2 separate regions of the Homo sapiens genome follow, and region 1 is linked to region 2. Evidence: read pairs that join two places in POLR2A ChIA-PET (ENCODE). Cell type or tissue: PC-3. All regions are shown on one strand. Region 1 overlaps ANKS1A (ankyrin repeat and sterile alpha motif domain containing 1A). Region 2 has its middle 45 kb from the start of TCP11.

Region 1 (2,500 bases), 62 kb before region 2:
CATTTGTTTCACCGCTGACAAAGATTCCAATGTAAAATCTGCCAGGCCCTTGAGGATGGAAACAGAGATTGATCTCAATGAAGAACGAGTCTATTGGTCCTCATGCAGAGATGCATTAACGTCTCTCTGTGCTCTGGAAGGGGTTCACTTCCCCAGGTGGACCTGAGCAGGCTGGATGTTGCAGCCTGTTCAGCGGCAGGATCGGGCCCTGTTCCTGGAAGAGAGCTCCACTAAGGTACTTGTTAGAAGTCATCAGTGGTGTTAACACTCAGGTTCCTTTGGTCGGTGGTTCCACAAAGCAACATTTACTCAGCACCTACTATTGCCAGGCTTTCAACTGCTCTATGTGGCATTATGAGAACATAATGTTGCAGGTTTAGGTTTGCTGTGCCCTTTTTACCAGGGGTGTGTCTGTGTGTCTGCTGATGAATTTCTTAGAGGTATATTAGTTTGCTACCTTGGTACCTTTTGCCACTTAGTTTTGCTTTCTCCTTTTCAAGGAACAGCATATGTGTGTTTGTTTCATTGTAGTGATCCACTGCAAATTGTGTATAAGCTTTTGTGGGTGGTTTTCTATTTTGACATCACCGTAAGTGTTTTGGTTCTTTTTCTTGAATGTTTGTTCTCTGTCTGGAGTCAAACCCGAGACAGACTTGGAAAGTGAATAGTGTGGGATCAGCTATCCCACAGTCACTAGCCCCAGCCTTGTTTTTCAGGGACACCCTAAGTGGCATTGGGGAAGGCAAGTGGACCTGCAGGGCACTCATTGACGTTAGTCAGAGCATCTGAAACAAGAAATTACAAGATTCCTGGGTCTAGACCTGGCTTGTGGGAAGTTCTGTCTGCATCTGGGGAGCACCATGTACCCTTGTCAAATTTGTGGCTGTGCCTTTTAGTTTAGTTTAGACAGTGCCTCTCACTTACATTAATTAAAAGATATTTTTAAGCCTTTGTAGTCTTGGTATTACTCAGGCCGGTATCATTGCATCATTTGCTAAATTTTATGTAATAAGGTAATTGTGTCTACATTTCTTCACTGTTGTGCTAGAAAAGGAAATAAAACATCATAAATCTGAAGTGAGCTTGGTCAGAGGCAGTCAGATCTACAAAAGTGAGGCCGAAGAGAGGAAGCCTGAGCCGAGTGATGATTGATCCCTGTGACATCACAGAAGGACAAATGGGCTAAGGACAGACTTGATCACGAATCCTGGCATCCTGAGCCAAAACCCAGATGCAAAAACTTAAAGGGGATATTTTACAAAAAGTGAGGGAAACAGCTCACTTGACACTGGTGGCGATAGCCTGTGGGACTCATTACCCGCGAGTAAGTGGCAAATGTTGGCTTGGGAACGGCCTCGCCCTGAGTAACAGGAAGAAAGGCGTTGGCTGGCCTCCCTGGAGCCCTCTTCTCAGCTGCACTGCCAGTGGCTGAGCAGGCTGGCCGGACCGTGCACTTTACTTTATCAGCAGGTATTTACTAGGTGCCAATTATGTGTCAAGCTTGGTGCTAGGTGCTGGGTGCAGGGGGTAGAGTTAAAGGACACAATTCCTTCTCTTAGGAAGTTTCCTTGAAGGAAGTTGAGTGGCTCCTGAATTCTATCTAAAGAGGGCTTAAGAGCAGCCATCTGGTTGAAGTAGGGGCTGGGGGCTCATCTGAATGGTGTGCTTCACTGTTTGGCTTTGTTTTACCTGTTTTATGTCTTAGATCAACAAAAAGAATTTTCTAAAATACACTTCTATTTATATCTTAAATAAGAATAAGAAAACATTAGTTGTTTATATGTAAAAGCATTTTATTTTTATTGGTGTTGGCTTGGCAGGAGGCTATTGAGCTTATAGGTGGGTAAATGTGCCCCACCCCCTGGGTACCCCTCTTGACATGGCCATTGCTGGCCTCTGTTTCCACCCTCATGTCACATTGACACATGGGTCTTAGGGTAGATGTTTGTTTTGAGTTCTACCTCAAGGCTGGCTGCAAACTGCTCAGAGGTTGCCAACCTGGGCGAGTCGGGAATCAGCCTCACTTCTCAGTTCCACAGTTGATTTACTAGTCATCCCTGGATATCAGTTTGTCTTTCTGTTAAACAGAATAAAACAAGAGCGTTTCCTGCCGGTTTCCTGTGGAGTGTGGCAGGCCAGTGCTTGTTGGCTTCATTCAGAAACCAGGCCTTTTGGAAATACAGAGCCATGTCCTCAGTGACTGCCCTTCACAGGTGGCTGCCCCACCTCTCTCCGCTTGCCTCCTGCTTTACATTCAGAGCAGGAAAGCTGTTAGCACAAGGTTCATTTAAAACCCCAGTTGAGGAGGTTATCATAGCATCCTTAATTCTAGTGAATGGCTCTAGTTTTCCCTTCAGCAGTTGGAGTGATTAAATGTCATAATATATCAGGGGAGTACCAATTATGAACATGGATTTCATGCTGGGTGCTTTTACATTCTTTGATTGGTGTTGGGCATAGTACTAACTTACCTTGGCAGCACCTTTAATTGTGGCATTCA
Region 2 (2,500 bases):
GCCAAGATTGCGCCACTGCACTCCAGCCTGGGCAACAGAGGGAGACTGTGTCACAAAAAAAAAAAAAAAAAAAGGAAAGACGAAAGAAAGAGAGAAAGAAAGAGAGAAACAACAAAAAACAACAAAAAAAACAGTCACTTTTGTGTTAAAAAAAAAAAAAAAGCTGGAGAGACAGTTCTCATGCATAAATGCCTGGTAACAAAAACTATTATTACAAAAGACCACAACCTTTTGAAAACTAGAACCTAGCACAAAGACCATCACAACCTTATACCAAAAAAATACTTCTGCAAGGACATCTGCTCAGCAACTGACTGTCCAACCCCAAACTGGCCCCACCGTTGTTATTGATCCTTGTAGCCAAGGATAATTATCTCAAAACAATTATGTAATCCTCATTTTTCCTTTGAAAACCTCTGTCTTCCTTCAGGTCCCTGAATATGCACATGGTTTACTATCACACATGTATTCCCATTGCAATACCTTATTACCAAATAAATATCATTTTCTTTTATTAGAGGGCCTCACTCCATTTGTTATTGAGATTGACATAAATGTTGTCAGAAGTGGGATGAGGCAGGCTCACTTCAGAAGAATCAGAGGCCCCTGAAACTGAGTGTATTCTGACTGAGCCCTTTGTGCTCTCCATCTTCATGAGTTGCCTTTTCCAGCCAGGTGAATCTCCTGTAGGATTCTCAGACTCCCTCTCTTTGGTGAGTTGTTTTTCACTTTATAGAGGATTTGTTTCAGTTACAAGTCTGTCTTTAATAAAGGACACTACATCCCTCCCTCCTGGGATGATAAAAGACTTTTTGTCCTTTCTGGAAAGTCCTTTCTGGGATGAGGACAAGGGCCCTTCTGGTTTGAGTGCTCTGGTTTCTACAGAATTTATATCCTATCTGTGAGGCAAGTCTTTTCTGGAGAATTTACTTTTGGTTCTTCCTGCATGCCTAATTTAATAGTGTGTTTAATCTGCACACCTGGGTTAAAAGTATTGTGAACACTAATTTTGGTCTCATTTTGGTTTGGTTATGCGTGTCTGTAAATGATTTGGCCCTTTTCCTTTGCTGATTTCTGGAAATTCTCCAAGAGCAAAAATAAACATTCCAAATGGCAGACACTAGTGGATGACTAATTAAAAGCCATGAGGGCAGTTGCCATGATCTAAAATACCAGTCCAGACGCCTGACATTCTCTGGTGGATTTACAGGATTATCTTTGCTCTTGAGAGATTAATAAGAAATGGAATGGGATTCACAAACGCTAAGGCATGCCAGGTTTTCTGAGGCTCCAGCCAGCTATATAATATGGCCCATTCTTATGCATATTTTTTAACTGATGGGCAAATTACGTGAAGGAAAATTCAGAGCTCAATGGTCATTAGTCAAACCCTCTAAAAAAGAAAAAAAAAACACACACAAACCCTCCAACTACAATGTTAACATATGGATCCTTCTAAGATCTCTACTTTGAATCTGCTAACTTTTCTGCTGGTGTTGAGATAACACTCTCTTCTAATGGCATTCCAGCCAATTTTTTTTTTTTTATCTTAAAGGTCTTTCAAATTAATGGCTTTACAAATTACAACAGCTTCATGGCAGCCAACAACCTAGACACCTTTTGTAAATGTAAATTTAGGTTTGTCTAACAACCACTTAAGGTGATAGAACAGTTAATTGAAGGATTAATAGTCTACAAGAAAAAGAACTAGGTAAATGCTTATAAAAGTTAGGTTCTCAGGGCCAGGTTTAATCCCAGCACTTTGGGAGGCCGAGGCAGACAGCTCACTTGAGGTCTGGAGTTTGAGACCAACCTGGCCAACATGGTGAAACCCTATCTCTACTAAAAATACAGAAATTAACCGGGCATGGTGGCAGGTGCCTGTAATCCCAGCTACTTGGGAGGCTGAGGCGGGAGAATCGCTTGAACCCAGGAGGCAGAGATTACAGTGATCTGAGATCATGCCACTGCACTCCAGCCTGGGTGACACAGCCAGACTCCGTCTCAAAAAAAAAAAAATTGGGCTTCTAGACCAAACAGGTGACAATCATTAGCTCAGAGTAATAATATAAGGTTTCTCTGTCCAGCATAAAAACTGCTTAAGTCTGACACAAGGCACCAGAAAAAGCCAAAAGAAAAAAAAAAAAAAAAAAAAACACATACACACACACACACAGCCAAAATGCTTGCCCATCCACGTTGATTATTCAAGTAAACCAGACCAGCAAACAAAAGATAAATTTGCTGCTAATTCAAGGCCACTTGGAGACTGTTCTTCTTATACAGTTCAGTTGGTCTTAGTTAAAATGCAAACACTGAAGAGTTACCCCCAAACTCTTTGAAACAGAAAAAAGGAAAAGGATGAAGAGATTTTAAAAAGCTAAACTGTTTACGAAAATTTTGTTCCACAGCTTTCACTGGATTAGTTATTGGAGCAAAATTTAGCCATGTGAACAGGTCCCATTTTGTCAGAAGCGTAAGTTGGATGCAACCATCTTTT

What was found. ChIA-PET counts read pairs that join two places held together with the same protein. Peaks named below come from ENCODE experiments on the same cell type or tissue, not always from the same donor. Only the 100,000 strongest peaks of a DNase experiment are listed, where the experiment ranks them.
Region 1: POLR2A ChIA-PET joins it to region 2 with 8 read pairs; 4 of 35 experiments call an interaction of 5 or more read pairs at or near these places.

What each region holds. Positions count from the first base shown.
Region 1 is chr6:35,033,682-35,036,181 of GRCh38, forward strand. The region is part of intron 11 of ANKS1A (ankyrin repeat and sterile alpha motif domain containing 1A); the gene reads left to right. Among named protein-coding and RNA genes, the nearest start is that of TCP11, 110 kb to the right of the region's middle. In PC-3, no CTCF peak of the experiment used is centred here; no DNase peak of the experiment used is centred here.
Region 2 is chr6:35,095,503-35,098,002 of GRCh38, forward strand. It overlaps a transcript of ANKS1A not described here. Among named protein-coding and RNA genes, the nearest start is that of TCP11, 45 kb to the right of the region's middle. RefSeq lists a silencer at 996-1,196. In PC-3, no CTCF peak of the experiment used is centred here; a DNase peak (open chromatin) is centred at 1,139; H3K27ac peaks cover 1,353 bases.